Regions from separate parts of the Homo sapiens genome. Here region 1 is linked to region 2. The links are chromatin loops, found by intact Hi-C in ENCODE. Cell type or tissue: lower leg skin. All regions are shown on one strand. Links, peaks and the distances in the headings refer to the core of each region. The heading gives the core; the rest is flanking DNA.

What was found. Peaks named below come from ENCODE experiments on the same cell type or tissue, not always from the same donor. Only the 100,000 strongest peaks of a DNase experiment are listed, where the experiment ranks them.
Region 1: it touches region 2 in a loop (2.4-fold over the local background); 51 of 110 quality-filtered maps call a loop at or near these places.

The regions. Positions count from the first base shown.
Region 1 is chr16:58,662,260-58,667,597 of GRCh38, reverse strand. SLC38A7 (solute carrier family 38 member 7) reads left to right here. Exons shown (of 12, transcript NM_018231.3): 12 at 111-2,489. The coding sequence ends at 213. Among named protein-coding and RNA genes, the nearest start is that of SLC38A7, 20 kb to the left of the region's middle. In lower leg skin, for the core only: no CTCF peak of the experiment used is centred there; no DNase peak of the experiment used is centred there.
Region 2 is chr16:58,499,106-58,504,468 of GRCh38, reverse strand. NDRG4 (NDRG family member 4) reads right to left here and starts at 4,326. Exons shown (of 15, transcript NM_001242835.2): 1 at 4,200-4,326; 2 at 566-671; 3 at 195-315; 4 at 48-110. The coding sequence starts at 4,220. RefSeq lists enhancers at 2,375-2,424, 2,017-2,833, 2,834-3,651, 3,652-4,468 and silencers at 4,348-4,407, 4,418-4,497. In lower leg skin, for the core only: no CTCF peak of the experiment used is centred there; DNase peaks (open chromatin) are centred at 3,268, 3,528, 4,318, 4,635 and 1 weaker place.

The sequences.
Region 1 (5,338 bases), core at 1-5,000, 160 kb before region 2:
TACCAACAGGAGAAGTGCGATAATTACAGTAATTAACAGTTATATATATTGAAGTCTGCAGTCATGGGATGGGATGACTGATCAGACCTCTCTCACCCTCTGTTCTACAGCTGGTGGGTGCTGGTCAGCTACGGAGTCCTCTTGGTCACCCTGGGAGCCTTCATCTTCGGCCAGACCACAGCCAACGCCATCTTTGTGGATCTCTTGGCATAACCACTGCCTCCCAGGGAACACAAGGCCTTTGCCATTGGTCGCAGGAACCCATCTCTTAGAGCTATGGGGCCATTCTTAGTCCACGATCATTCCAACTGGTGGGATGACATCCGGACATCCTCTTCCAGGGACTGGGGCAAACTCAGGCCCCACACCTCTGGACAGCTCAAATCCAGTCCCCTTCCTGCTCCCCAGTCCTGGCAGTGCCGTGGATGGCGGCAGGAAGTCTCACATCATAGAGGACCCCTCCTCCTCTCCCAGTTCTCAACTTCTCCATGCCTGGAATCCACGGGTGAAGAGAGTCGGTAGATCTCATAAGAAAGAATCCAGTCTGACTTCCCTCTGGAGAATGACTATGGACAGAAGGCCACCATCCTCCACAGAGCACCCTGTCCTGAGTAGGGGTTGTGCTCATTACCCCAGGCCAGTGGTAGCTTCCTCAGGAGCCTGGCCACTTCCAACGGTAGCACTGAAGTCATGCAAATGCATAGTCAGGTAGATTCAGACCTTGTCCACACCTTCCTGGGCAACCCCCACCATGAACCTGTCAGCCTCTTTCCCATAGCTAATAGACATTTCCCAGGCCTTGAGGGGCCCCACCCTGTCTCTTTCATCAAACCTGATGGTCCAGGCTGGGCATCCCTCTCCTCCTCCATCCCCAGACATCACCAGGTCTAATGTTTACAAACGGTGCCAGCCCGGCTCTGAAGCCAAGGGCCGTCCCGTGCCACGGTGCTGTGAGTATTCCTCCGTTAGCTTTCCCCATAAGGTTGGGAGTATCTGCTTTTGTGTCTGAGATGGGCCCCTCTTTTCAGAGGCCGCAGGGTGGGTGATGGAGAAGGCTGAGAACCTTTCAGACCCTCTGTGTGGGCTGGGCTGGTCAGAATCAGGGTGTACCTCCCCGACACCTTCTTTTTCAGTGATGTTTTCTCTTCTTCCTGCCTTTCCTCTGCCTCCTCCCCTGCCAGCCCTAGCGTGACTACCCAGAGACAAAAAAAAAAAAAAAAAAAAAAGGCAGGGCTGGGCGCAGTGGCTCACGCCTGTAATCCCAGCACTTTGGGAGGCCAAGGCGGGCAGATGACTTGAGGTCAGGAGTTCGAGACCAGCCTGGCCAACACGGCAAAACCCCATCTCTACTAAAAATACAAAAAATTAACCGGGCATGGTGGCGGGCACCTGTAATCCCAGCTACTTGGGAGGCTGAGGCAGCAGAGCCGCTTAAACCCAGGAGGCAGAGACTGCAATGAGCTGAGATCGTGCCATTGCACTCCAGCTTGGGCAACAAGAGTGAAACTTCATCTCAAAAAAACAGAAACAAACAAAAAGGCAGCTGGGTTGTCACTGATGGGCAGCATTTGAGCCTGCCACACTGGCCTGGAAGTTTCCCTTCCAGTCTGGATTTTGTCTGCTCCTTCCTTCCCCCTCACCCCGTTACCTCTTCACCTCCCATCTCACTTCACTGTGTAGCTCAGTCTCTCCCACGCACATAATTGGGGACAGTGGGGGCTCTCTTACCAGCCTCCTCAGCAACGCACGTCCATCAGGCCTGGCCTCAGTGGCCAGCCACATTGATGTCACACTGGAATTGTTACCCCAGAGAGGGCGAAGAGATAGGCTATCTCCCCACCTCCCACCCTACTCCCCACTATATTCCCGTTTTGACCACCTCAGCCCCTCAGCTGCCCCCTCTCACTTTGGCCAATCCCAGGCACCAATCAGACTTCCTCCTCCACCTGGAGCCCCTAGCATTTCCTTGTCCCCTCTTCCCCAAAACCTCTGTAAAGGGTACGAGAGGGACCCCCTGCCGAGCCGCCCGCCACTCAGGGCAGTCCGATCTAAGAAGCAGAAGCTGGTTGGAGGCTGGCTGGGCCTCTGTCCAGTCCCCAGATGGATAAACTGCCTTTTCTCACATCCCCTCTTGGTGCCTGATCTTCTCTGCCCCCGGGGCCAGACCCACTGTGCTGTTTTCTGTCAGTCTGTGGCACAGCACCAAGCTCTGCCAGCACCAGTCCCTGACAGGGCTAGGAGGACAGCCTGGTCAGCAGGGCTGCAGTCCCCCAGTGCCGTGTTTCGGGGGTCAAGGGATGTAAGTGGAGTCATTGCACAGAGACAGACCAGTCAGGAGAAGGAGCTGGAATCTGGCCTCTTGTCCTAACCTCAGGAGCCCCCTCCCATCCTCTCCCCACCCTCCCTATCGGGGTACTTCACTGTTTCTTTTCTACTTGTGTATACTCGAGAAAGGGAAGATGGTTAATAAAAGGGATTTGTGCTGCTGAGCCGTGTCCCCTGTGTCTGATCCTGGGGACAGAGTCCAGGCCACTGCCAGGAGGAAGAAGGGCTGGGGTAGGAGGTGTAGATGGCATGTCACTGTCTCTGACCCCTATCTCCGGAATGGCACCGCCATGCTCCCTCTACCAAGCAGGGACCTGCAAGTGGCTCTTGCCACCCCTGCTTTCTTCCACATTCTACCTATCCTTCTCCAGTGACTTAGGAATGTATCGCAGTCTCCAATCCTGCGACCTCTGCCTTCACTTAAGCCCTCACTGTCTTTCCTGTGCCTTTGTGGTCTCAGACTGTCCCCCTGACTTCAGATCTTGGCAAGAGCTTTAAACTCCTGAGTATCCACCCCCATCTTTTCAGAGGCGAGCGTTGAGCAGGTCCCAGCTGTCTTGGTTATGGAGCCACCAGTCACCACGCTCAGTGCTGGCAAGAAAACCAGCAAAGGCCAGGTGTAGTGGCTCACGTCTGTAATCCCAGCACTTTGGGAGAACAGGGTGGGCAGATCACCTGAGGTCAGAAGTGCGAGACAAGTCTGGCCAACATGCTGAAACCCTGTCTCTACTAAAAATACAAAAATTAGCTGGGCATGGCGGCGCATGCCTGTAATCCTAGCTACTTGGGAGACTAAGACAGGATAATTGCTTGAACCCAGGAGGCAGAGGTTACAGTGAGCCGAGATCACGCCATTGCACTCCAGCCTGGGCAACAAGAGTGAAACTCTATCTTAAAAAAAAAAAAAAAAAAAAAAAAAACCAGCAAAACAGACTCCAGTACTGCTCTCAGCCTAGTTGTGGGAAGACTGATGCTAAGCAAGCAATGACACAAATATACACTTCCAAATTGTGGTTAAGTGCCAAGGAAGGAAAATACAGTGTGTTAGTCTGGGGGCTGGAAAGTTGTCTGGGGAGTCAAGGAAGACTTCCTGGAGGAAGTGATGTTTGAGCTGGCCTGTGACTGATGAGTAGGAATTAGTAAAGAGAGGTGGGGAGACTTTGCCAAGCAATGGAAACTGCATGTGCGAAGGCCTTGAGCTGGGAGGAACATGACTTCAGGAACTGAAAAGTGGCCAAGGTAGCCAGACATTGACTGTGTGTTGGGAGGTTCTTAAATGACTCCCTCTTGCCTTTAGGGTCAAGTCTAACCAACTCATCTCTCACCACACTTCCCCTCTCCGCTCCAGCCACACTCAAGTGAAGGTCAGGCTCCAACTCCTAGTAAAAGTGGGGGACTGACCCTGCAAGGAAGAAATACTTCAGAAAGGCTCGAAGGGTAGGGTGGCTTTGGGCTTTGGGCCTGACTAGGGAGCGAATAACGAGGTTGAGTTTAACCGTCTCTCAACAGAAGGAAGGAAAGGATGCGTCTACGCCACAGGCGTACTCCAGTGCAAACAGCCAAGTTCATCCATTCATACACTTCACTCAAGACATCCTCATCCTGGTGTGACGGGTGGATAATGAGAAATTACTTAATGGATACAATGTACATTATTTCAGTGATGGATACACTAAAATCCCAGACTTCACCATATGCAATATAGCCACGTAACAAAATGGTATGTGTACCCCTAAAATGTATACAATTTTTTTTTTTTTTGAGACAGAGTTTCCCTCTTGTCACCCATGCTGGAGTGGTCTTATTGCCCAGGCTGGAGTGCAATGGCGCAATCTCAGCTCACTGCAACCTCCACCTCCTGGGTTCAAGCGATTCTCCTACCTCAGCCTCCCAAATAGCTGGGATTACAGGCACCCACCACCATGCCCGGCTAATTTTTGTATTTTTAGTAGAGATGGGGTTTCACCATGTTGGTCAGGCTGGTCTCAAACTCCTGACTTCAGGTGATCCACCTGCCTCGGCCTCCCAAAATGCTGGGATTACACGTGTGAGCCACTGTGCCCAGCCTACAGATTTTTGAAAAAAGACATCCCCATCCTAATGTCCCAAATACTTGTAAGCACTTGGTTAATGTCCATCTCTCCCATTAGATTGTAAGCTCTATGAGAGCAGGCTTATGTCTTCTTTACCCACCAGGCGCCTCCACCGGTGCCTGGCACAAGCGCTCAGTAGTTACTGAAAGAATGAATGAATGAATAGCAGCGTTTGTTGAGTTCTTATATTGTGCTGACACTTTACTTGCACAATCGTGGTCTTTACATTTCTATGAAGAAGCAAAAGCTAAGAGAAGTTAAATATTTTGCCCATGGTCCCACAGGTTGTAAGACTGGAGGCAGACAGTGCTTTTAACTTGCATAAATAGACAAGTGAGCAGGCCAGGTGCAGTGGCTCAGGTCTGTAATTGCAGCGCTTTGGGAGGTGGATTGCATAAGGCCAGGAGTTCAAGGCCAGCCAACATAGTAAGACCCATCTCTGAAAAAAAAAATATGAAAAAAGCTGGGCACAGTGGCTCACACCTATAATCCCAGCACTTTGGGAGGCTGAGGCGGGCAGATCACTTGAGGTTAGAAGTTCAAGACCAGCCTGGCCAACATGGTGAAACCCTGTCTCTACTAAAAATACAAAAATTAGGCGTGGTGGTGGGCGCCTGTAATCGCAGCTACTCAGGAGACTAAGGCAGGAGAATCACTTGAACCGAGGAGGCAGAGAGGTTGCAGTGAGCCAAGATTGTGCTACTGCACTCCAGCTTCAGCAACAGCAAGACTCAGCCTCAAAAAAAACAAAAACATATATATATAGTGCTTACCTGTAGTCCTAGCTACTCAGGAGGCTGAGGCAGGAGAATCACTTGAACCTAGGAGTTTTAAGGTTACAGTGAGCTGTGATTGTGCCACTGCACTCCAGCCTGGATGACACTGCAAGATCCTGTCTCAAAAAACAAAAAAGAAAAGAA
Region 2 (5,363 bases), core at 249-5,248:
GGGTAGGCACCCCTGGGCCCTAGCGCAGGGGCTGTGCGGGGACTCACCCGAAATGCTGCACCACGCTGGGGAGCATGGCAGCCAGCTGCTCCATGGAGGGGAACTGGTACCTGCAGGCAGAGCAGGAGGTCAGGGCCCAGGTGTGGCCTCAGGTGCAGAGCTGGAGACAGGCAGAGGGGGCTCAGGGTACCTACCCCTGAGGAAACTGCGACGCCCCCACCTGTTGTCCAGGGGCATCCACGTGACACACCACAAAGTGCTTGGTGATCTCCTGCATGTCCTCGAAGTTGAAGAAGGTGTTGAAGCATAGTTTGTCTGCAAAGACACACTTCCACTATGGCTGAGCAGAGGGGCCGGGGGACTGGAAGGAAGGCCGGGCCCCCAGAGGGCAGGCAAGGCAGAAGTGTAAGCCTCGGGTCCGTCGGGGAAATGGAGGCCCGGAGGGCGAAGGCAACAGAGGTGAGTGTGAGTGGGGCTGACAGGGCCCTGTGGGGAGGGTGGGGGGCCTCACCGCTCTGGCTGATGGGAGGCAGAGGAGGGCTGACTGAGGCTGGGCTGCACTTACGGTTGAGGCCCACATCATGGTAGGTGAGGATGGCTGGGCGGTTCCCCTTGGGGGAGCCCCGGATCACTACATGCAGAAGGCCGTAGGGTGTCTCGATGTCATGTTCCTGAAGGGGAGAGACCGTGCTGGACACTCTGGGCAGCCTCCGCTCTTGGCTCCTCTGGGGAATGAGGTGACGCAGCCTGGTACCTGTTAGGCCTGTGGTAGAGCCCCTACTTGGGGCATCCTGTTCTCATCACCCCAAGAAGCCCCCAGAGAGGACTGAATGGATGGAACACCCCTTCTCAGGGCTGTTCAGTACAGAGACAATGTGAACTGATCTGCATGGGGAAGGTCTGGTCCTCTCTGCAAACCAGCCACTGGTTTGTGCTGTCACTGTCCTCCGCCCTTGAGGGTCCAGGGAGGCTGTTTTTCTCCATCTTGCAGCAGCCCCTCCTGGACAGCTCTGCCTCCCCAGCCCAAGTCCCTCTCACACTCAGAACTCTCAGGCACTTCCTGCTGCTGCAGGGGAACGGCCTCAGTGGTCCTGCCTGGAATCCTCAGAAAACACCCCGTGCCAGCCAAGCCTAGCCCCGACCCCGGCACTGCCCCTGGCTCCCACTCTAAGGCTCTTGCGCATGTGGTTCCTTCCACCTTGAACGCCCTTCTGTGTGAGCCCAGCATCCTCAAGGGCTCCCTTCAGGCAGGCCCGGGTCAGACCCCCCTCCCCATCCCCTCTAGAGGCCTTCTGCAGAGCCTGCTCTGGGATCCTCTTGAGTTCACACCTTTGGTTTTGCTGCTCAAGGTCATTACTTCCTCAGGAAGACCTGGTTCTACCCCTTACTTGTGACTGAGCATGTCATGTTACTTCTCTGCTGTGCCTCAGCCTCTCCATCCAGAACCACCTCACAGGGACTTTGCGGGAACTAGACAAGCCAATGTTTGTGGAGCATTTAGCACTTGGAGAAAGCCCCAGAAAGGGGGCTGTTATGCTAGGGCATCCCTGAGCCTTGGGAGAATGCCCTTCTCGCTGTTCCTTTGCAAACTGGGCATTCTTAGCCACTCGGATGGGCAAACTTCAAGAGGGGCCATCTGAGCTAAATAAACCGATCCTCTCTGCATCATTGTGAGCCCTGGGAACCACGTGAGTGGCCCAGTGAGTTGGAGGTGGGGCTGGGGTCAAGGACATGAAAGAAACATCAAGCGACTGAGCACCTACTGTGTGCCAGGCTTCCTGCATGTTACCCAAGAGACAGGAACCCTAGTCCCTGTTTTGCAGGTGAGGACACTTTGGTTTAGAAAGAACCTGAGTTCCTGCCTCCAAATGGGAAAGGAGATTTAGACAGCAGAAGACAGCTGCTCAGGGGCCAGCATTAGTGGGTCTGGTCTCAGAGGACCACTGTCCAGGCCTGTGTCTCCAGTGTGGAGTGACAAGCTGGCACCAACCTGGTGGCCAAAGGCTCTACCCTGGAGAACACTCTTTGACTTGCAGGCCCTTTTTATTTCCCTGTTGTCCTCCAGGAGAGCCCAGGTAATGAGCCTTAGGGTGAGCCATGCGGCTGATTGCACCACCCAGGGGATGAGGAGGCCACACCAGGGCTGAGAGGGGACAGACCACACAGCCCCTCCCATCCCAGGCCTATCCTTTCTCGGGGCCCATCAAATCCAGGAACACTTCCCCGCCACTGACCACTGACCCACAGTTTTCTCATTTACTTCCCACATAGGCCCAAGCCATAGAGGAGGAAATTGAGGCTAGGAAAGGGAAATGACTTGCCCAAGGTCAATCCCAGAGTAGGGAGGGCAGGCCCTGCCAGGTGCCAGTCTCAGGGGCCAGGGCGGTGCACTGAAGGCTGCATGTTCACAGGAGATCAGGTTCCACCCGAGGGAGCTCCTGACCAGGCAGCCCTTTCACAGCCACCTGTGAGTTCTCTCAGCTCTGGAGGGTGGGGCTGCAAAAGAACTGCAATGCGCCTCCTGCTGCATAAAGGACAGTTATCCTCCTGGGGTCAGACGTCGAGAGCCCAGGGCGGTGCCTTCCAAACCCAGACCCGCAGCGTGCGGGTCCGCCTGAGGGGTGTGAGGGGTGTCTGCTCTCTGCTGCTGAGGAGGCCCCACTGTCTTCTCCCAGCCCTGGTGTGGCCGCCCCTGTCCCCATCCCCCTGAGGTGACGTGATCAGGCTCTACTAGGGCTCATCTCCCAGGATGGGAAGGGCTGGGGCTGGGCCTGGGCGTCACCGGGCTACCTGTCCTACGAAGTCCAGTGACCTTCGCTGAACCCTGCTGCGAACCTCCCTAACGCCTTCTCTCACCCTCTGCGGAGAGCTCAGGACTCAGTTCAGCCTGATCGAAGCCAAACATCCCCGTCCCTTGGAGCGCTGCGCAAGGGCAGCCCCACAAGGGCCACAGCGCGGTGCACTCTGAGGCCCCCAACCCTCAGGGCCGAGCACTCCCATTGGCTCTGGGTGACGTCAGAGCCGGCCCCGCCTCCAGGTAGGCGCAGGCGGGAAGCACTGCGGCAGCAGGGGAGGGGGCTGTGGCGGCTCCTCTCGGTCGGTCCGTCTCCCCTCGCCTGTGACCTTGAGCACTGGAGGGGAGTGGGGCTTTGAGCCGGGCTTTGCGCCGGTGTGGGAGTTGGTGCTGGTGGTGCTGTGGTTCGGCCTGTCAGCCGCATCAATAATTCAGGGGACAGGGTCTGCATGGGCGGGCAGGTGCTGACGTCGTCACCTCCGTGCGTGCGGGGTGACCTATCGTCTGCGGAACCGGCAGGGCAGGCGTGTGGGGCCCGGGGGTGGGGGTGAGTCTGCCCCTGCCTCTCCCTCCTGAGGAAGAATGGGGCCGGGGTACCTGATGCCCCGGCGAGAGGAGGTGCCCTGGGCTCCACCTGGGGTCCCCTAGCCCTGCCAGCTTCACGGCTCCAGCGTTGCCTTCCCCCACCTACAAAATAAGGCAGGCAGGCAACCCCTCCTCGTTCCTCCCCAGCAGGGACCCCTGCCTGAAAGGCTGTCATTCCTGTGTGGCCCAGACCTCCTTGCCTCTGCCCGGCTGGCGCAGCAGAGCCCTGGGAACTGTGAGGTGGCTCCTAAGGAAGAGGCCGCCTGTCCTTCCCATCACACTGGCGCAGCCATCCAAACAAGCTAGACGGCCGCCCACTGGGACGGCAGCCCCTGCACGCACAGACCCGGCACGCACACTGGGCACACAGCCTCGGGGGCTCACCAAGGACACCCCCGCCCCCTGGCCTGATGGCCCCAGGCATCACCAAGGCAGACACCATCCAAGCGCACACCAGAGGGCACACGGTCAGAGGGACATGCAGGCACTAGCGCCCGGGTCCACACGGGCAATGCAGCCAAGTCAGACAGTGCCTTCCACGTTCCATTTCCTGCAGATATGTCACCCACCCCCCAACCACACGCTCCCCCCAGCCCCTGCTATGGGCTCTGACTAGCAGCTGCCCCCAGCCACTCCTGCAAACAGGATCACCAGGGAACCTGGAGCACTCTGGCCGTGTCTCAGTGACCCCAGGGTGAGGCTATTTGAAGGCCGGGCTGCCACCAGATGTGGGTTGAGGGGGGCACTTCCTCCCTGCGGTGGGTCATAAGGATGCACCATCCTCCCGGCCCACCTTGATGCCCGCAGCGCCCTCACTCACCCCATCCCAGCACTCCGGCATCTTGCCGAGGGAGGGAACCCGCCTCTACCAGGAAGGACAAACAAAGGCCTGAGTCACTCGGGTCCAGAGGGCGGGGGCAGCTCGAGTGGGAGATGGTCGGCTCTGTGATGGGGCACAGCTCCTGGGCCATTTATACAGGGATCCTGGCCCAGCCTAGCTAGCCCCTCCTCCCCGCAGGGTTTCTGAGCAGCCACTCGCTTACCAGGAGCCCCAGCTCCCATATTGGCTGCTGGGAGACAAGCCTGGCTCCAATTGGCTTCTGAAGTCCTCCTTGCCCCAGCCCTGTCACTGCTCCTCCCACCCCAGCCACACATCATCCTTGATGGTCCCCAGCCCCTGCATCCGCCCCCAGCACATAGGCACACGCCAACAGCTGCAGCTCACACGGGATCCTCCGAATACAAAAGCCGAGACCACACGTACAGACTCACCCATGTCAGGTACACACAGGGTCGTCACAGACATGCACAGCTTACCAATGCGGGGCAGGGCAGGGTGCATGGGCACTGCCCAGACAGCTAGAGCCCTTGACCCACACCTTGGGGAGTATGGAGGGCCCGAGAGGGCCCCAAGCCCAACATCTTGGGGACCAGACCCCCACGCCCAGCCTTCCCATTAGGAAGGTTCCATCGCTTAACCTTGTGGAGGCCTGGGGAGCTGCTGCTTTCTGGGGCAACTTGGGTTATCACCCTGCTTCAAGGGGCTGCTCCTTCTCCACCCACCAGGGATGAAAATCCCACCTTGCCCACGCAGATACAGGGGGTTTCCCCACATGCTGAAAATGGAGTTTGGGGGCCGGGGGCCAGGGGCCCTGGGCAGATAGCAGGGCCAGGGGTATGGTCAGGCACACACCAGCTCTGCCCTCCCCACCCTCACCCTGCTGCCAGGGGCTCCAGACCACCAGGGAGAGGAAGCGGGGCTAGGAGGCAGCTTGCTGACATTGACATGCCCACCTCCTGTAGACCCACCCGGCCCTCGTTCCCAGAGGCAACCAGTTTGGGGCTTGGCTCTCGGGTCTCTGGGGAGCAGAACACTAGGTCTATCTCAGGCTCCGTGCCCTGTTCTCCTGGGCAGCAAGGATCTGGGTGGCGAGCTCGCCCGAGGCCTGCAGGTGGAGTGAGCAGAGGAGAAGAAAGGCCAAGA